3 separate regions of the Mus musculus genome follow, and all the other regions are linked to region 2. The links are chromatin loops, found by intact Hi-C in ENCODE. Cell type or tissue: heart. All regions are shown on one strand.

Region 1 (8,000 bases), 99 kb before region 2:
AAAATTGCATTTAAGCCTGGGTGTGTTGGAGATGAACAGAGATGATGGCGAAAAGCTTTCACGTGTTCTTTCCAGGCAGTGGGACCCAAGTCCCCTCTCACCAGCGGACGAGAAGCACGCTTCCACGTAGTCTAACGTGACTTCACGACACACCAGAAGCCGAGAGGGGAATCTGTGGCCACCAAAAAAACGCTCGCAGGTGCTTGCTCTCTACCCTTACTGATAACTCTGGCGATAGCCCTTGAGTTCCTGCACTGCGGAACCTTGGGTCCCGGAGCATTTCACTGAAACAGGGGATGAAGGGGTAACAAGGGAAGCTGAAGGCGTGGCCTAGCCACTCGCGAGCCATCTTCACTCAGGTTCACACAGCTCCAATTAGCGCAGCTGTACAGAAGCCTTCCCTTGCTTAAGCTGCCAAATTCCACAGGTACAAAATACCCGGCAACCGCCTTCCCTGGCAAGGCCGTAGGAGAAGACGTAGATGTAGCAATGAACACTGACATCATTACTGAGTACGCAGCTGCTGTTTAAACCCTGTGGCTAGCAAGTAGAGGGAGGAAGTATTGTGGTTCACGGACACATACTGAGCTCATAGTGGCTCCGGGCAGATGAGCCACAGATGAGCGTGCTTGGCCTGTCAGAGACATCAGGATACATAAAAATGAGCAGTCCAGCACAGGCTCTAGACTGCATGCGCGTCTACAAGAGAACCTGGTAATATGGTCAGTGTAATAACCATGGCCGTTCCTCTTTGGACCGGACGTGTATTTCTTGTTTACTCTCCACTGAAGTTTCCACCTGCGGAGTCCTCAGCAGAGATGGGGGTGGGACGACTTTCACCTTCCCATTGCCTCCTCTCTGTCTATCCAGTGCCTGATGGGCTTCTCTTCCAAGAGAGGATGCCCTGGGCTGGCCCACCGCACCGCACCCCAAGGTAGTAGTATCCTGAACTAGCTTTTCCTTAACCTTCCCACGGCCATCAAGTCTAACCCTCTCCAGTTTAGCTGAATTGTGTTGTTCTGGCCAGGGGACTTCTAGAATCTGATAATCAATAAATGAACTAAATTGACTTCCCAGAAAACATTCCAAATGCATTCCAGACTTACTAAATACATACCAGTCCCCACCCGAAGGAACCTATCTTCCCCTTGATCGACTGTCTACCAGATCTCTAAGTTATAAATCGGTTCTGTAGCCAGATGTGGTGGTGCACGCCTTTGATCCCAGAACTTGGGAGGCAGGGCAGGTAAATCTTTGGATTCACGGCCAGCCTGATCGACAAAGTGGGTTCCAGGACAGCCAGTGCTGCACAGAGAAACACCGTCTCAAATGAATGAATGAATGAATGAATGAATCGGTCTTGTGTGTGTGGGTACTATACCTGCTAGCAACTCAAGAATAATACACAGTAAAGAAAAAGGAATATAGCTCAGACATTTTCAAAGGCAATGGCCAAGTCAGGTTTACTCAATCATCTCTGCATAGTTTGTTCACAAAAACCTTATCAATCACACTCTCCGGGCCAAGACAGAGAGCAGACTCACATACATAGGTTTTAGTCCAATCATACAGTAAATAGACCATGGCTACCAATACCTTGTCATGGACCCTAAAGCCAGAGTCTATGGCGGAAGTTTTAGCCAACAGGGCATTTCTGCACTCTTCTAAACAACATTTCTTCATTTATAATGATGTACATACAGAGTTACACACACACACTCACCTCTTCAAGCCTCCTAACTGAAAAGGTAATAACTATGGCCTGGTAATATATTCTGGGTTTTCCAAGATGATCTAGTATTCCGTAGTTAATGAATATGAAGGAGAAGTGAACGATACAATTGTGTTCATAAATATGAAGTGGCAATTTTCATCGTGAGTCACAGCTGAGTAAGTCAGTTGGTATAGATGAAGAGTCTAATAATATGCTCCCAGACCTTCCTGAAACGCTCCTCCCCAATCTCTCTCTCTCTCTCTCTCTCTCTCTCTCTCTCTCTCTTCTCTCTCCCTCTCTCTCTCCCTCTCCCCCCCTCTCTGTGTGTGTGTGTGTCACACACACACACACACACACACACACAATTAGTTACTTTTTCTATTGTGACAAACATCCCTGACAAAAGGAACTGGTGGAAGGGCTTGTCTGAGAGGATGAAGGGGATACAATCTGATCAAGGGGGAAGAGGCATGGCGGCCAATACCAGAGGCAGCCAACACCAGAGGCAGCCATCACGCCGCTGTTCCAGCAAGCAGGAAGCAGGGAGAGACAACTGCTGGAACTCAGCTCCCAGTTTCCTTTGTAGTCAAGCCCAGCCCCAGGAACGGTGCCACCCTGTGGGTCTTGCAGCCTCTACAAATCTAAGCTAGAAACTCTCAGCTATGCCCAAAGGTTTTGTTCTGTGATGATTCTAAATCCTATTAGCTTGCCAATCAAGAGCAACCATCGCACAAGCACACAGAGAGTTCACAGTGCAGGTGTTCTTCCTCCAGCCTGGCCAAGGGCCTGTGCTCTGTGCTAATTCTTGGCCACACCCACCGAGGGTAATGGCCCATCCCTTCCTGTCCTTAAACAGCTGAAGGATTCAACTGGGCAGGCCCAGACAGATGCATAACACAGAAGTTCCATTCAGCGAGAGACTTCTTACAGAAACATTGAGCATTCTCACAGGACTATCTGAGTTGTGGGTACCTGTTCTAAGGTGACTTCACACAGCTGATAAGCCCACTCAAACTTCCAAGTCATGGAAGAAACACATTTCCTTTAACTTTGTCCAAATGACTCTAGATACTAGAGTTCTTTCTGTCCATGGCACATCTATTTAAGGATAGCCAGCTGTTTCAACTTTTCCGGGCAGTAAATTGTGGCCCGGGCAACCATATCTGATGCACAGATAGCCTCCTAGTGGCCCACAACATGCCCATCTGTGCTGTTGGCAGGGAACCCAGGAGGAGGTGACTACACCCTGTCTACCCTGATAAATCAACCAAGAAAGGGACTCTAAGACACACCTCCACATCTGATGGACCAAATAAACTACCCCAACTGCAAGGAGCCAAATTGAGCGTGTTTTCCCACGTCTCTGGAAAGGGCATCACAGGCTAATTTAGGGTCTACGCAGCCAAAAAAAAGTGAGTTTAACAAAGGATTTTTCTCAAGGTAGCACTTAAGCAATTACATACAGTAAAATTCTTTAAGTCCTTGGCCATAAACACATTGATTTTGGGTTTTTTTTAGAAATATTGAACCACGGAAAGTAATTACAGCAATTCTTAGGCACCAGGACTATCACTGTTCAAGTTCAAGCGGTCAGAGGCTGGAGAAACTCCACCCATGAGGCACACCATGAGGGTGGACTGACTTCTGAAACCTCGAAACTGGCGGGGGAAGCTTATTTATAAATGAAGTATTCTCTCTCAGGGGCAAAGGTGACATAATTTTGAACTATGTGGAAAGTAAAAGCTTGGGGCCAGGATGCCCTTTAAAGGTTTCGTTTGTTTTTAAAATCATTCTTTTGAATAAACAGCGCGGGGGGGCAAGGACTGTTTGTGAACTGAATGTGGGTTCTACCCGGGCGTGCGCTGCGGATGCTTGGCGCTGGGGATCTGGGATACAGATTTCTCAAGCCAGCGCTATGCTAGGCATCTTTTTTAGTAAGCTTCACCCTCACCGCCAGTAAACAATGAGAAAGCCAGGAGGACAAGCTCCTCCACCACGAAGCAAGTGTGGAAACTTTGAAGCCTTCTAAAACCTTTTAAAAGTTTTTTTTTTAAGTTTTTAAAGTCCCCCCCCTTTCGGTCCGGGTGGCTGGCAATGTCTCTAAAATTCAATCTTTGTTTTTGTCCTTCAGTAGGAAAGCCACACCACGGCAAAGCCCAGGGGATGTGGCTAAGGTTATTTGGGATTGAGAGAGGAGGGTGGCTGGGCTGGGGACTTAGTCTCAAATGAGTTACAGAGAGGCTGTCCAACCCAGACACTCCCCCAAGTACCAAGTGGGAAAGAACAAAACCAGGAACGATCTCCGAGAGGGTGGCGGTCCTCTCGAGCTGGGGACCGGGTGGGGCCCTCCTCAGGAGGTGTTTACCCTACACAGGGACCCTACAGGCCTGGGCTCCCGGCCAGTTTGGCTGCCGCTGCGCGCTGTCGTCAGAGTCCCTGCAGCCCGGGCCACCGCCAGGTGCTCCGCAGTACCTGGCGCCCCTGCCTGCCTTTGTGCAGCGCTCGGCCCATCACCAGCGCAGGCGGGGCTGCCTAGGTCCTCCCCAATGCCAGGAGAACAACTGCGGGATCAGCCTGCCAGGGAGCTCACGCCAGTGCCTGCCCAGGGGAGAGGACCCGAGGGACACAGGCGTGCCCCTCACCTTCTCTAGAGGAGAAAAAAGTCTCCGGTCCCACGGCTGTGCCGGTGAAAACAGACGTGCCCACTCTCAAGCTTCAGACAGCTGGCAGCCACAACAACATTGGCACCAAAACTTTCGCGGCGCAGAAAGTCACTCCAGAGAGTTTTTCTTGTCCCTCCTCTCTCCCTCTTCCCGTTTAAGACCCGGTTTACAGCAAACAGCAGGAAATCAGCGCTCCAGAAGTGCACACTCCCGCGTCCACCTTCTCCACCCCCTGGCCTGGGCAGCTTGCCCAAGGTAGGTGCCCGCTCCGGGGCTTCCTGCCCCATCCCAGGGTCAGGCGTCCTGGGACGCGGCGCAGCCAACTCACCATGGTGACTCCCGCCGCGGTCGCGCCTCCGCCGGGTCCCGCTGCCTAGGCACTGAGGCTGGAACGCGGTCTCCTGGGCGAACTTCAAAAGTTGGTTCCCTTCGCCAAAAAACAAGCTCCCGACACCCAAGCACTCACAGGAGCCAATGGAAATCCAAGAGGGACTCCATCCAGGCGGGATCCGAAACGCTAGGTGAAGGCAAAACTTAGCAGACCCGGTGCACACTCAGACCTGGCGATCCCCAACTGTCTAGAGATGCACCCTGATGCGCTCTGCGGGATTGCTTGTCCAACTGCTTTGCCTGGACCCGCTTTCTCTTAACACTTAATCCGAACTCTTCTCTGGCTCAGGCTGGGCTCGGGCCGGGCAATCTGTCCATAAATGGAGAATTCAGCACAGGCCTGACCAATCAGAATTTGTTTTCGCAGCGTCACTCCTCAGGGAAGCCGAGGTAGCCAACAAGCGTGAACTACAAGAGTTTACAAAGGCCTCTGGATCCTGTAGTCCTGCGGCCTCGCTACCCCGCAGAGCGCGCCGCTGTCCTAGCCGTCCCCAGGGAGCCACCCCCAAACCGAAGGGATGAAAACACTTGGGGAGGTTAGGAAACCGCGCTCCTGTCGCTTCTCTTTACGGAGAAACTTAGCATCGACTTAGCTCCCACTCACAAGTCGCATGATTTTCCTAGATTCTTTTTTTTAAAGAAATATTTTTAACTGCTTAAAAGATCACAAAGTCGCAGCTCAAAGGAAATCCTTTTTCTTTTCTTCTCTCTCTCTTTCTCTCTTTCTCTCTTTTTTTTTTCTTTCTGGATTGTGAGGGAAGTCGAAAATACTTCCTCCACCCGTCTTTTGTACCTGAATTAATTTCCTTGGGAAGGGAGAGGAAGGGAGGGAGGGAGGGGGGGGAGAGAGAGAGAGAGAGAGAGAGAGGGAGAGAGAGAGAGAGAGAGAGAGAGAGAGAGAGAGAGAGAGAGAGAGAGAGGAGGAAGGAGAAGGAGAAGGAGAAGGAGAAGGAGAAGGAGAAGGAGAAGGAGAAGGAGAAGGAGAAGGAGAAGGAGAAGGAGAAGGAGAAGGAGAAGGAGAAGGAGAAGGAGAAGGAGAAGGAGAAGAAGAAGAAGAAGAAGAAGAAGAAGAAGAAGAAGAAGAAGAAGAAGAAGAAGAAGAAGAAGAAGAAGAAGAAGAAGAAGAAGAAGAAAAGAGAGAGACAGAGACCTTGGTCCTCGCGGTGTCCGGTTTCAGGAAGCCAGGTAGCCTAGGAGAGAGGGGAACGGGGATTCCTAAAACAGTATTAGGGAGTCTGACTCCTGGTGAAAGGGAAGACTGAGGAAGTAAACTCGCAGGGCCTCTGCGGGGCTGCGCTCCCAGGATCTGAGGAAGAAGAGTTCAGGAAGAAAAGAGCACAGAAAATCTTGAGATTCGGTCGTCCCCATTCACGTGAACCTAGGATCCTAGAGTTGCAACGGATAGTAAAAAATCAAATCATCTTGGCTAGGACGAGTTTTGCTCTTTGTTTTAATGTGGTGCATACCTTCAGAGGACTATGGCCAAACCAGGAAAAGGAGCGAATGCTGATACACCCTGCAACAGAGAAGGACCCAGGAAACCTAATTATGTGAAAGAGGTTGAGGTCAAAGTTCAGGAGGAACAATTCCGTGTGTTACAGTGGTGGGTAGGAAATGCTGCAGAGAGTAGTAGATCTTGGTTGGCTGCTCGGGACAGGTGTGGTGTGTAGAGGGACAGCTGATGGAACAAAGGGGCTTTGTCTTGTGGGGAGTGGTCCAAGGATGTCCCCTAGGTACTGATGTTGGTAGTAAAGCTGACTATACCCAAAACCGCTGAATTGTGCGTTTTAGAGTAAGAATCTTCTGAATTACATCAATTTTTTAAAGGAGGGAGAGGCACACACACGCCTCTGAGCATGTGCGCAGATGCAGTTCAGAGGACGACTTGTGGGAACTGGTTCTCCCTCCACCATGTTGGTTCCCGGGTTGAACTCGGGTGGTTAGGTTTGGCAAGTGCCATTATCCACTGAGCCATCTCATACCAATTTGAAAGGAAGTCATGTTTGAATTTTTGTGACTATTCCCCCTGTCCGGGCAGCAAAGAACTGAATTCCTTCCACAGGAGATAGGCCAGACACAAGACGCACAACCGTGACACACCTTGCTGGCTTTATGATCTGGTAGGAAGACAACAAGAAATGGTTGGGGGTGGCTCACCTGGAGCTAGTGAGCCTATTTGCTTTGCCAGTGTGAGGACTAGAGTTAGATCCCTAAAACCAATGTGAAAAATATTAAGGTGTCGTGGGATGTTGGGGAGGCAGAGACAGGCAGGAAAGCTTAGGATTCCCTGTCCAAGCAGCCTAGCCTACTCCATGATTTCCACGTCAATAAGAAACTCTAATCTCAAAAACCAAAACAAAAAAGGCAGAGGCCTGAAGGGGTGGTTCAGTGGTTAAGACCACTGGCGGTTCTTGCAGGGGCTTGGGGTTCGATTTCTTATACCTACGTGCTGTTCACCATCCTTTGTCCATTTGTAATTCTGGAAGCTGAGGCAGGAGGATTGATTGCTTCAGCCCAGAAGGTCTAGCCAGCCTGGGTAAGAGTGAGACCCCATTAAGACAAAAACAAACAAAATATAACCGGAAGTAAAAAAAAGAAAAATGACAGCCAAGCCTTTGACACAGCAGGCGTGACCTCCATGTGCCCAGATGTGGCTCCTTATGTCACTGAGGCACTCCACCTTCAAAGTTGTATTAGGTATTTTAAGAACTCGGGAACAGAGATTCCCAAAGAAGAAAGCTGAGCTTACAGACAACACAAGGAACAGTAGGTTTTAGGTCCAAAATAATGACACATGCCTAAGTCGTCATCCCATCCATGGGCTCTGTTTCTCTGTATCTCTCTCTCTCTCTGTCTGTCTGTCTCTCCTTCTCTCTCAACAAGACCTCTCTATATAACCCAGGCTATTCTTAAACCTCCAAACTTTTCTATATTGATACTGGGGCATAACTTACCAGTTAAATGGGATATATTGAAAACTAATAATATATTAGTTTATATATTAAAACTAATTGTCAATTTGATGATTATTTGAGGGGTCTGGTTTGGTTTTATTTTTTGAGACAGGGTTTCTCTGCTCAGCTCTGGCTGCTCTGGAACTTGCTCGAAGACCAGACTGGCCTCGAACTCGTAGATCTGAATTAAAAAAAAAAAAAAAAAAGAAAGAAAGAAAAAAGAAGAAAAAAGTTTAGGGCTTAAAGAATGTAGCTAGTTCAGTTGGTACAGAACCTACC
Region 2 (8,000 bases):
TTTACTCAGGGCTGGAAAACCGAAGCAAAGCCTGGCATCTAATGCACTGGTGCCCTAGGAGAGCGCCTGCTTCTTTTGCATCTATCTTCAGGCCCACTCCCTAGCTTTGACTTTCTGGGGACAGGACCTGGGACTCTTCATATAAAACAGGTCTTCTGGATGTCATGTGTGTTTCCCAAAGGCATTTGAGCACCATGGCCTTGTGTCTTATTATTATCAACAAAATCTGAAGAAACCCAAACAGAAAGCATGAGTGTTTCTTCCTATTTGTTGTTGTTGTTGCTTCTATTAGGGGTAGCTTCCCATTGTGCTTATTGAGGAGAGAGGGAGAGAGAGAGAGAGAGAGAGAGAGAGAGAGAGAGAGAGAGAGAGAGACAGAGAGAGACAGAGAGAGAGAGAGAGAGAGCGCTCCGCCAGTGCCTTTCACCAGTGGGAGAGAGCCAGAGATGGATTAGTCAGGCTTGAGGTCTCCTTGCAGGAATGTGCTCAGATGAGTAACGTTTTGCCATTCATAGGTGATTGTAGCTAGTGTGCGCATTCTTCAGAGAGCAGGTTCATTCATTCAAAAATTGGGAGCCATAGGAAATAATAGGTCTGGCAATTGCAAATTCCATTTTCAGTGGCAATAAAATGTGTCACCAAGCTGAACAAAATAGGGAAACAGTTCCCTGTATGGGTGCTGGCGGTAAGGGACACTGGCCACTTGCTGCCTGCCCCCTCACTAGTCCCTCCCCCCGTCCTTGCCCCCCCCCCCTTCTTGTGCACCTGGACTGCACAGACAAGAGGGTCTGGCAGTGCCAGCTGCAGCCGGGAAAGGCAGAGTGAGGCCTTAGCAATCTGAGGAGGAGGAGCCGGGCACATTGCCTCCCTCTACAGAAGGAGGCAAGGAGACATTGTGGAGGTAGCTGTGGAGGCCCACTCTCCCACTCTTCCTCTTAGTCTTTGGCTACGACTGGCACAACTCCCTCACTGGCTGTACCTCCAGCCTACTGACGCTTCCACTCCTGTCAGAAACACCCACTGAGCACGCCAGTGAGCCGACAAAGGAAAGCTCTATCCCATCCGAGGACCCAGCAGCCATAGGAGGAGGAAAAGCCACGCCCCCCAGCAGAGGGAACCAGCGGCCCGGAATAAAAGAGCAGTTTACATACTTAGGACCCCTGAGCACAGTGTAAAACTGCTGCCTTGAATTTAGAGTTTTCTGGGTCCCAGGAAAGAGTGGAAGAAATCCCGGAGAGATGAGCATCAAAATCAGAATGGAGCTGTCAGGAAGGGCAAGCTAGACTGGCGCAGGAATGGCAGGCGCTCCAGCGGGAGGGGGCAGAAGGAGAGAGGCAATTCTAGTTACACACGGGAGTTACTCATGGGTTGAAGAGTTTGAAAAGTTCACCAAGCTCCAGGTTAAAGCTTCGGTTTTAAAAGCAGAGTTGGGTCGTCGATTCTGGTAAGATGGATCGGTGGTCCAGTTTGATTTGGTTACTAGCACCCACCTTAGTCCCAATTACCCCCAACTCCAGTTGCAGAGCGTCAGACACCCTCTTCTGGAGTTCATGGTCACCCACACACCGGGCATAGGCTCTCACACACATGCACTTAAGTGAAAATTCGAAAACTCGGTCATGTGCCATGAAGCAAAACTTAGCATGTTAAAAACATGAAATGTCTTACCGACTTTTTTAATAAGCCAGTATAGTGAGGATTAATTAACAAAGACAGAGCCAGTGAGGTGGAACAGCAGGAAAAGGCATTTGCTGCCACTCCTAAAAACTTCAATCCGATCCCTAGGAGCCTGGGATCGAGAGAATCCACTCCCGAAAATTGTTCTCTTGAAACCTACTCCTAACTAAATAAAATGTTATTTAAAAAATAAAAAAATAAAAAAAACAGCTTGAAATAAAGAAACACATTTTAAATTCTGTTTTGACTTTTTGCGACGTCTTGTGATGTAACCTTGGCTAGCCTCCAATTCAAAACCCTCCTGAGTGTTGGGATTACATACTTGTGCCACTGTGTGGGCCAACTCTAATTAATTCTGACATCCTTAGATAGTCAGACATCCTTAAATCAAAGAGAAATTCAATCCAAAATTAAAACCATGTAAAATAAAATAACAGGAGCAGGGCACGGTGGCTTATCTCTGAGCTCCTCGGTGCTTGGGGTGGCCCAGGCAGGAGGAGGGGAAATTAGAGGCCAGCTTTGATTACACCATGAGCTACTGTCTCAAAAGACAAATAAACAAATAAGTCTACACGCAGCTTAAGGCATAGCAGATAAATAAAATCACTCCCATACGAAGGAAAGATAATAAAAAAATAAAAGAACACAGTTTTATTGGTGGATTAGGGAACTCTCAGTGGAGAGTTATACCTCTTTCTGGGCTTACTGGTTCTCTGCTTCTGGGTTCATCAGTTCACTGATAAAAAGAGCTCCTTAGGCAGGCAGATGTTCATGAGTGTAAGGCCAGCCTGATCTACACATCAAGTTCAGGACCAGCCAGGGTTAACAGTAAGACCTTTAGTTTTAAACAAACAAACAAACTAACTAACTAACAAACAAACAAAATCTTCTTTTGGGAAAAAAATGAGTCGAGCACTCATATACTTTCCTGAATTATGAAATGGACACGTGTGAATTTGCCACTGACCCTAAGTGTCCTTTTTGTTGCCCAGGTTCTCCAGGAGCAGATCCGTGCCAGGGACAACATCAGCTATGGAACTAATTCTGCCTTAAAGACGCTGGAGATGCGCCAGCTCTCTGGCTTGGGAGATCTCCGAGGAAGAGTTGCAAGGTAGGTGCCCTCAAAACATCCCACGGAAGTGTCTTGGGGAAGGAAGGGTTATTTTGGCTCACAGCTGGAAGTTACAGTCCATCAGGTGGGGAAGATGTGTCATCAGGAGTGTGAGGTGACTATTCTCATGGGGTTCAAGGTCAAGGAGCAGAGGGAGATGGGTTATAACTAAGATTGATTTCTTCTTTTTATTCAGTCTGGGACGAGAGCCCCTGAGGCGGCTCTGGCCACACTCAGGGTAGGTTTTTCCCTCTTCAGTTTCGCCTCTCTAGTAACGCCCTCACAGCTAAGCCCAGAGGTCTTCTGGGTGATTCTGAATTCAGTCAAGCTGGCCAGGAAGATGACCAGTACAGCAGGTATTCAAATGTTGGAGACTTTACTCCTTGAGAGCAATTTCGTTTGACGTTGAGATGCTCAGGGAGTAAAGTGCTCACTGTTGGAAGTTTGCTGAACTGAGGTGGAAGGAGGGCACTAACTCCACGAGGTTGTTCTTTTCTCTCAGATCTCTCTCTCTCTCTCTCTCTCTCTCTCTCTCTCTCTCTCTCTCTCTCTCACACACACACACACACACACACACACACAGAGCACTGCCCTCATCACCACCATCATCATAAATACCCATACTTTTTATGAACTCCAATTTAGTGAAGAAGTCCAGTAATTTCTTTTACTACCCCCTTTCTAGCTTTGACCACAGAAGCTACTGGCAGACTTCAACCCTGGGTGTCAGCCTGCCATGATTTCTTTCAGTGCCAAAACTGGCTGGGTCATCATGGGAGGAAATGATCAGAGAGCGCCCTCTGCTGGTGGAAGTTATTTGGTCACGTAATAGTATGGTCAGTGAATCACGTAACTCACAGCTTACTGTTTGAATGCCTTTTCAAATGTTCATCTTTGTTATAATTAACTTTTTTTTTATTTCCTGAAATTATTGATTTCCCATAGGCTGGAAATTTTAATATGTGTTTTCCTATAAGTGTGGAAAGTGATTTTCTCTTTACTTGGGTATTTTCCATGAACCCAGAGCCTCAGGATTACCTGGGATATTTCTTCAAATGTATTTTGTTTACAGTTACATTTATGCGCTTATGCGCACAGGTGTGTATACACACGTGTGTGTACTGTGTCACCTGTGTGGATATCAGAGGATAAATGCAGAAATCAATACTCTCCTTCTACCCCACCTGTCTCGGGAAACTCAAGTTATCGGGTCTAGCTAGTGCTTTTACGGGTTGTGCCTTCTTCCTGGCTCTTACCTGGGACCTTGTGAGCAATGTCCACTGCTCCCACGTCCCACAGCTACTGAATTAGAATCTGTTTCTAAAGAGATACCTGGGTTCTAGGCGCACTATATTTGAGAGTTGTTGCAAGAGGCCTTCCCTTCCGGATTACTTTTAGCTGGCTGGGATGAAGTTGTCCTGACTACAGTTGGGCCTCTTTTACCCTCTGCTGCTATCAAGCGCTCAGTACAACTTTACAGCTAATAATGGGGATTTGGAGCAAAGACGCACTTTCAGCCAGTTTGGGGTAGCAGTGAGCTCAGGTGAGCATGGGATGAAATTAGGAACGAGACCAACAGAGACCAGGCACTGTTAAGGCCGCAGAGAGAGCCACGGTCTGGTGTATTTGTGACGAAACCTAGTTATTGATTGATGTCCATAGGTGCTACAGTAGAGAAAGAACCTCACCAAGATGCTAAGTCTCCATTTTCTGAAGAAGCAGAGGGGTTCAGCCTTCTTGGAAAAGGCTGACCCCCGCCTAGCTCACTGCAGTTACTTTATTCAAACATCATACAAGGTTAATTGGGGCTGGGAAAGGTTCCAGCTACCAAAGTTATCTTGCCCTTGCTGCCCCTGAGAGCAGACAATTCCCACAGATCTCGGTCCCTTTTGACCATGGCTAGCCATAACCAAAAGAAAGAATTCCTGGTTTGTCGGGAGCACCTTGGGACCAAGGTCGGGGCAGCTGCAGGCTCTCACGTAGCACCAAGTGCAGATCCTCTAAACAAATAACATCTCTTCAAGGTTCAAACAGCCACAGAACAATTTCTCAGCTTCTATTGATTGACCCAAACACAGCAAAGGCTTTGCTGAGACACTGCACTCAAAGCCAGACACAGCGGCTTACTATACATTTCCCTTAAAGCCAGACATAGCGGCTTTACTATGCATATCACAACATCTAGTGTCTTGTATTCCGGGCATGCGTCTTGGCAGACTGAAGGGTAAAGAACTGTGTTCAGCTGGAGGAGGCTCTAAGGGCTGAATGAAGGGTGGAGTCTCCACTCCTCTCTGGTTCTTGCTGGTGTGTTGTTCTGTTCTGTTTTGTTCTGTTCTGTTTTGTTTTGTTTTGTTTTTATTTACTTAATGTGCAGGCGTGTGCCAGACTGTGTATATGCACCGTATGTATGCAGGAGTCTATGGACGAGAGGAGAAGACATCAGATTCCCTGGAACTGCAGTTCTAGGCGTTTGGAAGCTACCCTGAATTCTGGGGACTGAACCCAGCTCTCTGCAAGAGCAGTGAGCACTCTTAACCTCTGGGTCACCTCTCCAGCTCCTCCTCCTCCTCCTCCTCCTCCTCCTTCTTTATTTGGAATGGAAATGGAGTCTCCATAACTCTAGCAGGCCCTGCTCCATCTCGTCCTGTCTCAGTCTCCTGAGTGCTGGGACTGGAGGTGTGCTCCACCATGTCTGGCCTGTGTCATTTGCCAGGATGAACCCCTCCAGTCTCCATAGTCTGATCTCCTCACCCCTCCCTACTGTTGTCTTGCCCCTTCAGTCATATGCCAACCCTTGTTAATCTTCCCAGAAAAGTCATTCTTCTACCATAGGGCCTTGGCACGTGCTGGTCTCCCACTGAGGACCTTTCCACTTCCTCTTCTTACTCCTTGTCCACCTTTAAAGGGTAGCACAGATGTCCTCTGCTCCGGGAGTACTCCCTGACACCCTGCCTGCAGAGTGCCCTCTCCCCCAACGACGTAAGCCCCACCCAGTCACTCCGCTGTCTTCTGAGTTGTCTTAGAGTGGGGCTCTGTATCATTTACTTCTGTAGTCAAGTCCCTGGAGCCCGTTGAGAACAGGAGATACTCAACTAATGCTTGCTTGGATGGATGCCCGAGCTAGAAAAGTCACTGGGGCAGGACTGAGAACTCTTGAGTCCTTGTTTGGCTTTTAAAAGACCCCGAAGCTCAGAGAACAGCGGGAACTTGGAAGGACTTGAGACCACAAGGTGGAGCAGGGACTTGAGACGGCTGAGGAGTTTCATGGCCACTGTGTTTGTTAGTGGTCTTTCTTTACAGCAGTGGTTCTCACCCTTCCTAGCACTGCAGCCTTTTAACTCAGTTTCTCATGCTGTACTGACCCCCAGCCATAAAAGTATTTTCATTGCCACTTCATAACTGTAGCTTTGCTACTGATATGAATCTTAATGTAAATAGCTGTGTTTTCTGATCCTCTTAGATGACCCCTATAAAGGAGTCATTTGACCCCAAAGGGGTCCCCACTCACAGGCTGAGAATCACTGTTCTAAAGCGACAGAACCAACAGTGGTGTGTGTGTGTGTGTGTGTGTGTGTGTGTGTCTATGTGTGTAATGATTATATTGGTCTATGTAGCACAGTCTGGCAGTCAGATGTTGATTATCTCCATGCTGGAGAGGCTGAGGACCCAGGAGCTGCTTAGCCAGACACCTCAGCAGCCCAACCCTGGTGCTGAGGGCCTGGGGGATTCCCAGAGAGCGAGAGGTCTTTAGTCCACGTTGGAAGCCTGAAGAAAGTCTGATATCAGTGGGGGAGGGTAGCAGTATCAGCAAGAGGGTAGATGACCTTGTTAGTAAGGCTCAAAGGCAAGGAGGCACACAGCACAGGTTCCTCTCAGACCCCCTCTTATCTGGGCTGCCACAGGAAGGTGCTGCCTATGTTTAGTGTGGGTCTTCTCACTTCTGGTTGCCTGATGAGAAAAATCCCTCACAGATGTGCCCACTAGCTGGATCCAGTCAAGATGATAACCCAAATTAACTGTCACGCTGCTGTGGGTGCGGGTGGAGATTTAAGGTGCATGTGTGCCACAGGCAGGGAAAGAGTGGGCCACAAATGGCTGCTATCAGCACCTCCGCTGGACAGTGCACACTGGTGTCATCTTTATGACGTTGTATCTAGACCAAGAAGAATTCTCTTGAAATGCCTTCTGCAATCTTCCATTCTGCTTCAGCGTGATCCATGAGCTTCTCCACCCAACTTGTCCCCCAACACTCCCCTCCCACACTCCCCCCTCCCCCAAACTCCCCCCAGCTACCCCCCCCCCCCCCCGTTAACAAACACCTGGATTCTGAAACCACCTTGAGTGTTTGTTTTAAGCACTGGATATTTCGGGTTTGTTTTGTGGCTATATCTGTCTTCCTCTTGGAAAGCTGATGAGACTTTGTTGAAATGAATCCGCATGAGATAAAATGCTCTTTGGCAAGAGTTGCACGTTCGTGCATTGATTGCATAATTGTGTTGAAGAAGTATAGCTTTTAAAGTGCTATTACTAAATTTCTAGGCTGACATATGACTTCCCATTTGGATGTGTAGTTTTGATGGATCTATTGGTAATATAGTTATAGTTAGCAGCAAGCAGGCCCTTGCTTCTTGTCTGTAGAATCTAGGTCAGGCAGGATCTCCATGGGGGGGACTTTCTTCCCACTCAGCACAGTGCACCTCACATAGGACCTGGCTCTCTCTCTCTCTCTCTCTCTCTCTCTCTCTCTCTCTCTCTCCATATATATATATCTTCCAGAAACAAAGCTCACATTAGCTTCCCAGTTCCTACTGGAACGGAATGCTTGCTCCTGTGTTTGGCACCTGGTCTGCATTTTCCCAAGACTCAGTGCCTACTTCCTCTTTTTTTTCTCCGAGAGGCTGTAGGTGTGCCTGGTGGCAGAGGGTTAGAGGAAAAATACCCATATGCCTGGGAGTTGGTAATTAGAGAGTAATATTGGAGCCTTCCCAAAGGGCGCCGCAGACCTCTCCACATCCCTCCCTCTCTCCCACTATCTTTCTTCTGTTCGCTATGAAGAAGAGTTTGTGATATGTAAGTCACATATAAGCAAACAATGGAGGAGGGGCCTGAGGAGATAGCTTAGCACTTCAGAGTGTTTGCTGCTCTTCCGAAGGATCCGTTTGCTTCCCAGGATCCGCGTCAACTCACATGGCTCACAAGTGCCAGCTCCAGG
Region 3 (8,000 bases), 240 kb before region 2:
TCGAACACCTGCCTCCACACTAGCCCAGATCCACATCGTAAATTAATTCTGAATGGAATGATATGGCTAGCAAGATAAGGAAAGACAAGATGAGGTGAAATATTACCCAGATGTGTCAAGAAAAAAAAAAATCAAAGAGACAGGAAGTACAAAGCACTCATGCCTCCTCCTATACCATTGGTTGGTTGACCTGAGGCTCAGCCCACCTCAGCTGGCCTCACCCGCTTTTTCCCCTATAACTTACCTGCTCTCCTCCCAGTCTTTAGGCTTCTTGGTTTCGTTTGGTTTTATGCAGCGAATGTAGTGGGGTGTGCATTTCATCAGGGTGCTCACCAGGTCGTTGGCTTGTTTCTGGTGGGAAGAATAAGAACAGTTAGAGATAAAGAACTCTATGGCAGACCAGCTTCCAAAGAAAACCTGCAGAAGCCAGCATGGAGCACGAGGCCAGAAACAAATGTCATGTTGAGCCTCATTGTGCCTGAGCCAGGTGCCCAGAGCAGCTTTAAAGCTCTGTTGACTTTTATGATGATCTTTATCATACTTAGGAGTTACAAATTTGAACACTGAAAACAATTAGGCATTTTAGGTTGTATATCTATATCTATGAATAAAACAGAAAATCTTCACTTGTGATCATTTCATCAGGAATAATGCCATTATCAACAAATTAAATTCAATTTGTACTGACTGAGATCACTATAAATACACTTTCATTAGAGTGTGTGTGTGTCTCAGGCTTCCTAGGCTATTCTCTAATTCACTACCTAGCCAAAGACGACCTTGGTGTCCTGATTCTCCTGCCTCAGCATCCCAAGTGCTGGGATTACAGTCATGCACTACCATGCCTGGTTCTTGATAATTTTTGTTTGTTTGTTTGTTTGTCTGTCTGTGTGTTTGTTAAAAAGTATAAGTATGGGTGAAATTTCAAATATCTTTCCTGTTAGTGCCATCTATGAATAATCTCTTAATTAAAATGAGAAAGAGGTTGGGGAAATGGTTCTGCAGTTAAGAGAACGTGCTGCTCTTCCAGAGGACCTTAATTCAGTTCCAAGCACCGATACAACTGCCTATAACTCCAGCTCTAAGGGATCTGTAGGCACCCACATACACATAGCATACACACAACCCCCCCAACACAAAATAAATAAAATGATGTAAATTCATAGCCAAACAAAGTAAATTCATAAAAAAAATCTAATTCAGGAATATCTTACATGCCATTTTATTCAGTCCCCCTGATCTGTCCCTTTACAGACCTGCAGGCTCTCTGCAGTTTCCTTGTGGGACATAACTTACATCTTCACACAGCAAAGTGACTCCGTATAAAAATCATTTATCATTAACTCTGCCCTGGGTACCCAAAGCAGGACTTAATTCAAGCAGAGAAAGGCACATAACTAAAGCTGGGACTGCCTAGGATTATTTCAGATCATGAGAATTGCCCACGTGGACAAAACAGGAACAGTGCTCACGTCAGCAACCCCACCACACAGCTGAGCACACCCTGGGGGTCCACAATGCCCCACTTAGGCAAACCCTCCTTCCAAGCCAGTCAGCATGCAGAGAGGAAAACCTCTCAAAGAAAACAGTGGGAAGGCCTGCCAGGAAACCAGAGAGCCATTCCCAAGTCAGCTCTGCTGACAAGAGACAACCCGCTCTCAATTAGGGCTTCTCTGCTTTCAGGCTCTCGGGGAATCTGAAACCCCCAGGAAACTGATGGGTAAAGTCAAAGTAAGATGTTCCTCTGTGAATGGAGCTCTTGTGTAAACGTGCAGAAGACAGCATTCTTTGTACTGCCTGAAATTGAGGACAGAGGGATAGAGGTTACTCCACCGTTGCAAGGCCTCTGACCACAAAGGAAATTGCCCTTATCTTCTTTGCTGATGAAACAAATCTGACGATCTTTGCTACATGTCAGGTGATGTCAGAGAGGGGCTGCCGTCTCTCTGAGCAAAGCTTTACATTGTTTTTTAATTTTCTTTTATTTGTATTCAGTGCTTTGCATGCATGTCCCTATGTGTACTATATGCATGCATGATGCCCGGGCGGTCAGAAGAGGGTGTTGGTTTCCCACCAGTTATGGATAGTCGTGAGTCACCTAACATTTAGGTATTGGGAATCGAACCTGGGTCTTCTAGCCAGTGCTCTTAACTGCTAAGCCATTTCTCCAGCCCCCCTTTCCCCCCCTTCTTTTGAAACAAAGTCTCTGTATGTAGCCATGGAGCCCCAACTGTCTTACTGTCTTGGAACTTATGAAGCAGGCTAGGGTGGCCTCAAAGTCACAGACACCTCCCTGCCTCTGCATCCGAGTGCCACCACACTCAGCTCCCCATTCTTAACTTTTACATTTCTTGTTCACTTTCAGTTTTTGATATTAATTTTTATTTGCTATTCAGTCCTAAGCAGGTAGCAGCATACTGTCTTTGCCCTATGGCCTAAAGAAAGCACGCAGAGGCCAGTGGAACAACTTCATGTGTCCCCTGCCACAGTTCTTTTTATAATAGTCACGGGTCTCTGATGTCTCACAGCGCTCCTGAGCAGTGGTGACTGCTACTACTTTTGCTTTTTCAAATGAGAACATCAAGCCTTGCAGGAAGAAGGATTCCTCGGGATGCAGGAAATGGGATGCAGGAAAACACAATTTGTAACGACAAAGGCAATGCTTGAAACCGAGTCCACATTTTCTAATCACAATGCTCTTTTACCTTTGTACGGGTGATATGGAATTGTTTGGTGTGTCAGGAAAGGAATTAGCTGGGTGAACTTGAACAAGATAGAACCACCAGGTTGTGGCATAATTACTTTGTACAAGCAGGAATATGCATTAGTTGTAGTCACCCTGAATTTCAATGGCTCTGGGTCACTTTCAATGTTCCCCCGAACAAACTGACTTCATAGAGATCTGACTCCAGCCCAGAATGCATTGGTTAGATAAAAAGGCACCAGCAGTATTCATCAGAAGTGGGAATCAAAATACAAAACAAGCCAGGCAGTGAGGAGAGGCTCGGGGTGTTGACCGATTACCCTCTAGTCTCGGTGAGGTTCCTGGCTCTGTTACGTGAAAGGTGCACAATTCTGAGCTTCAGTTCCTCCAGGGGCAGCCTACACCCAGGTGGATAAAACTAGAAAGCCTCTGATGTCTTATTTTAAAGGCAGAAAGAGATGCCACAGTGCATGGTGCTGCAGTTGAGCATCTCCCACTCAGCTGTATGGCTCATTCAAGTAATGCCTGGTGTGTTTACCTTGGTCCACTCGGAGCTTGAGTCTGCTCTGTCTAGCATCAAGCCTTCACTCTAATCTCTATTCTAGCCTCTTCCAATCACAATACAAAATTAAATGAAGCCTCAGAATAAAAAATTATTAAATGTAGTATAATTTTATTTAAAAGGTTTATTTTTATTTTATGCATATGTTTTGTTTGCATGTATGTATGTATAAGTATTTTTGGTGGCCAGAAGAGGGAGTTAGATTCCCCTGGGACTGGAGTTATAGATGGTTGAGTTGCCATGTGGGTGCTGGGAACTAAACTTATTCTGCTCTCCAGCTTCATAAATACAATGTTTTTCACTTTGGTAAGTTGATGCAAGTGTCTATCAAATGACAATCCTAATCAAATCTTGTAGATCTGTTTTATATTTTAAGATAATTAAAACAATAAAACGTGCAACACTAAAACTATCTTCAATATAAAATTTTCTATCCAGAAACCTGGAGTCCCTTTCAACATACTCTGGGGGATATTTTCCAAACAGTGTAGATATGGAAGGGGCAGGGGGCTGGGTCATGGCTATGTGTCCTTCAGAGATGTTTCTGGAAGGCATATATAATGAGACATTCACTACTGTAGATCACCAGGCAGATCTTGGCCACAGGATTCACCAGGAAGGGCGGGGGTTTGGGTGAGGATATAAGCCAAAATCTCTTTAGATAACTAAACTTCAGGCTGACCTCCCTAGACAAAGGCCCCAAATGTCCTGTTCCAAACATTCTGTGTAGAGTCCAGATAGGTGGTAACTTTTTAAACTAGACACAAAGGAGAAGCAAGAGGTCCCTATTCCTCTGGAATATTCCAGACCACTTGAACATGAGTCACTGCAACCTTGGGGGATCTGAGCCCTTGGATCTGAACGTGACAGTCTCATGACTGAAGTTTCCAGCCCAGAGCTTGTCCTTATCCAGGTCCTTCAGGCTAAGGCATGAGTCAGCCTCCCATGCAGATGTTAATATCTGAGTCTCAGAAAAATCACATCTGTTCCCTGCCCTCAGCTCTCTCTGTCCCAGAGACCCAAATCCCATCAATGTCTTGGAACGGCTCTTTTTCCTTTTTCTTTTTTTCTTTTTTTTCTAAGATTTATTTATTTATTATAAAGATTCATTTATTTATTATGTACGCAGCATTCTGCCTGCATGTATGCCTGCAGGCTAGAAGAGAGTACCAGATCTCATTATAGATGGTTATGAGCCACCATGTGATGATTGCTGGGATTTGAACTCGGGACCTTTAGAAGAGCAGTGCTCTAAACTTTTGAGCCATCTCTCCAGCCTCTTGGAATTGCTCTTAAGGACATGATGTCCCTATAACCCAGAGGGCTCTGCCTATCAGCTCAGAACTCTGCCTGCCCCAGTGGACATGGTGGCATGTGTCATTGGTATCCTGTTAAGAAGGCTGATGCAGGAGGACAGCTGGAGCCCAAGAGTTTGATGGACATGACAAGATTCCATCTTTGTTTCATTGAGACACTCTCATTTTGTAAGCCAGACTGGCCTAGAACTCACAATCTTTTTGCCTGGGTCTTCTAAGTACTAGGCTATAAGGCAAGGCTACAAACCTGGTGAGACTGTGCCACCCACCACCACCTTCCTGTGACTCAAACTTGTAATCTGCCTGCTTCTACTACCTACGTGTTGGGATCTTGGCTGTGTGCTACCACACTCAGCTTGAAGCAGCCAAAATTATTTGGTTGTTTATGATGCTGGGAATCAAATACCACGTATTGATCCATCTGAATACTCCAGATATCCCACCCTAAGAACAACAGCAAATAACAAACAAATGTACCACCACCTTATGCCTGACTTCACCCACATAACCTAAAAGGCCCTCTTATGGAACCATGTCCTTTACTGAAGGCAGTGTTTCTGTCCTCAGGAAGGTTATCAGGCACTAGGAAGGCAGGCTTTTATCCATGAAACACTTGGACAGGAAAGAGCAGAGGGCAGTAACCATAGTAACAACCATGGTGTCTTTGATGCTGGCATACATCAGGAAGGCACGGACTGAAGGGCGTCATGGAATGGAATACAGTGTGAAGGAGGATGAATGGAAGTCTAGGGCAGGGAGTGAGCGTGTGCACAAAAAATACCCACAGCGGTCAGTAGAGACAAGGCATGGGCATGGTACAGGGAACACACTGTTAGGCAGATCATCCATCAGAGCAGCCGTTGAGCATCTTTTACAGGGTAGGATGCAGGTGCTAGAGGTGGATGCCTGGATTTAATCATCAAGGCCATGCCTGGGAGTTGGTGCTACAATTTCTGCCTTACTGATAAGCAAGAGAACTTTTTAATTAAGCAAGATAAAGCTGAGAACCTTTAAAACTAATAATCCATTATTTTTATGTGTATGTATGCCTATATGAGTTTATGCGAACCATGTGAGTTCATGAGCCAAAGAAGCTGGAAGGGGACCTCAGATTCTCTGGAACTGGAGTTGCAGATGGTTATAAACTGCAGTGTGGGTGCTGGGACCTGAACCTGGATCCTGTGTAAGAACAGCAAATGCTCTTAACCACTGAGCAATCTCTTCTGCTCCAGATGCCGAGGACTTAAATCAACGGTTGGCAATAACTTAGATAGCAAAAGCCACAGGCAACGGAACTCCAAATGCCAAATATTAATCACTTCATCTCTTTGATTATAAAACTGGAGACATATTTAACTGGTATGATTTAGTACACATACACACACATAAACAAACATATTTCTTCTTTTTTAAAGACAGGGTCTCATATAGCCCAGACCTGCCTTGAATCTACTATGTAGCCAAGAGATGCCCCTGAACTTACGATGGTCTCGTCTCCACCAGTGGTGGGGTGACAGACATTCACCACCATGTCTAGTTTTATGGATTGGTAGGGTCAGAAAGAAATTAGGGATCTGTGTGCTCTAGAAAAGCCCTCTACCAACTAAGTCACAGTCATCCCCAGCCCTAAAAAATACTTTAAATGGATATTATCTTCAGAAACTCATCAAGTAATTGTTCAAGTTACAGAATGTTCTGGATTCAAACTCATCACTGCCCTCAGCATCTTTGAATGGCTAACATCATTTGGCCAGCTGTGTCTGCACTGCACAGCAAGGAGGAGCCTGAAAAGACCTAGAGAGAGGGATGTGTAAGTCGTCCCTAAAGGTGAACTGGGGTTTCTGGCAAGTTTCACTCTTAGCATGCCTGAGCCCTGGCCTGGAAAAGCACCATCGATATCCAAAGCATGATTCCGAACCACAAAATACCTGCTAGTTTACCATAAATCCTTCCAGATTCACTTGAAAGCCATTTCCTCTTTAAAAGAACTGATTAGTGTGTGCTGGCCATTAAGCTGTGAGATACTTAGTATCTATCCATCTGGAGGTTCAGGGTGGCCAAGCCAAACTCAGCTACATCCTGCCGTTTTCCTTTTTTTTTTTTTTTCTTTTTTTTCTTTTTTGCAAGTAGCCTAACTTCTGGGCATTTCTATAACCATACTTCTATCCGAGGCTGACTTTATGGTCCTGGGTGGCAGTTCCTGGTTGTTAGAGAACTCCAGCTCTTACAGGGATCCAAAACTTCCCAGAATAGAACCAACCTTTATTTTGCTTCCTGCGGTCGTTGGGCGCCCTTTCTTGTCAGCTTGCAGGTTTTCAGGAAATAAAGACTTTATAAAAGGCCTGGAAAAAGAGAAAGAGGATGGATCAGCAATCTCTCCGTTCTGTGGGGGCTGGATGTGCTGTCCAGAAGCATCTCACGCTGGCCACAGAAAAACCATGTGACTTACGGTACAAGCCTGCAAGATGCAACGTGGGCAAATGAATACCAGACAGAAGACAGGAAAGGGGAAAAAATTATAAGATACAAGCATCTCAGAGTCTCAACGTGAGAAATAAGTTTGGAACCCCTGGAACTGAGGGCTGTCTTGAGGGCAACACAGGAGAAGGGGAGGGGGAAAACTGAACGGGCTTGTGAAGACAGGCTAGCTACACTGGAGTCCTGAGTTCTGCACCTATTTCTGAATCATCATGGTTGATGGTCCACACCTGGATAATTCTTTGATGGGGCTTAAGGAAGAGTGTCCTACACATCTTAGGATCCTCGTTTTTGGTTTTATATAGTCTGGGCTGACCTTGAACTCCCTTTGTAGCCCAGGATGACCCTGAGTTCCGTTCCCTGTCCTCTTGTCTTCATTCCCTAGGTGCTAGTGTCTCAGTTATTTGTCCTGTCCCTATGCCAGGTTTTATGAGGTGCTAGGGAACAAACCCAGGGGTTGTGCATGCTAAGCGAGCACTGTTTCAACCAAACCATATGCCCAGCCCAACACCACAGGACATTTAGTAGAATGAATGCCCTTGGCTTGCTAGAGGCCAGCAAGCAACAGTGGCCTCAACTCCCTTGACAGAGCCTGAGCGGTTTTGAGTGCTGCAGTCACAAGTTACTTTTATTGTATATAAAAAATTATATTGTTCACAGAATATATTCCCTTAATAACTCCAACTGAGCACTCAAACCATTGTACAGGGTGGGGAAGTGTCTAGCTACTTTGATGCCCCTGGTGTCTGAACCACAGCTTAATAAATATCTTCTAGTTGACTCAGTGAATGAAGTGTCCTACATAAGGTGACCACTGGATATGCTAACACAACCTCATTCCACCCTGGGGTGACTCTTGGTCTTTAGAAACTTCCAGGAAGTTTCCCTAGCCATCTACTTCTAACCTGACCAGACATATCCATGGATTTTTACAGCAATT

What was found. Peaks named below come from ENCODE experiments on the same cell type or tissue, not always from the same donor. Only the 100,000 strongest peaks of a DNase experiment are listed, where the experiment ranks them.
Region 1: a loop joins it to region 2, with 4 times the contacts of the local background. A loop is called at or near these places in 8 of 42 quality-filtered maps.
Region 3: a loop joins it to region 2, with 2.3 times the contacts of the local background. A loop is called at or near these places in 4 of 42 quality-filtered maps.

The regions. Positions count from the first base shown.
Region 1 is chr9:70,204,409-70,212,408 of GRCm38, reverse strand. It overlaps Myo1e (myosin IE), which reads right to left and starts at 5,059. Exons shown (of 28, transcript NM_181072.3): 1 at 4,706-5,059. The coding sequence starts at 4,708. All of the region lies in intron 1 of Gm26849 (a long non-coding RNA gene), which reads left to right. In heart, a CTCF peak has its summit at 4,159; DNase peaks (open chromatin) are centred at 2,528, 4,138 and 5,108; H3K4me3 peaks cover 2,425 bases; H3K27ac peaks cover 2,313 bases.
Region 2 is chr9:70,105,046-70,113,045 of GRCm38, reverse strand. Fam81a (family with sequence similarity 81, member A) reads left to right here. Exons shown (of 9, transcript NM_029784.2): 4 at 2,670-2,788. Among named protein-coding and RNA genes, the nearest start is that of Gm39369, 26 kb to the right of the region's middle. In heart, a CTCF peak has its summit at 3,592 (motif pointing left); a DNase peak (open chromatin) is centred at 3,545; H3K4me3 peaks cover 690 bases; H3K27ac peaks cover 467 bases.
Region 3 is chr9:70,345,611-70,353,610 of GRCm38, reverse strand. Myo1e (myosin IE) reads right to left here. Exons shown (of 28, transcript NM_181072.3): 16 at 6,843-6,924; 17 at 245-351. Among named protein-coding and RNA genes, the nearest start is that of Gm40531, 51 kb to the right of the region's middle. In heart, no CTCF peak of the experiment used is centred here; a DNase peak (open chromatin) is centred at 4,160.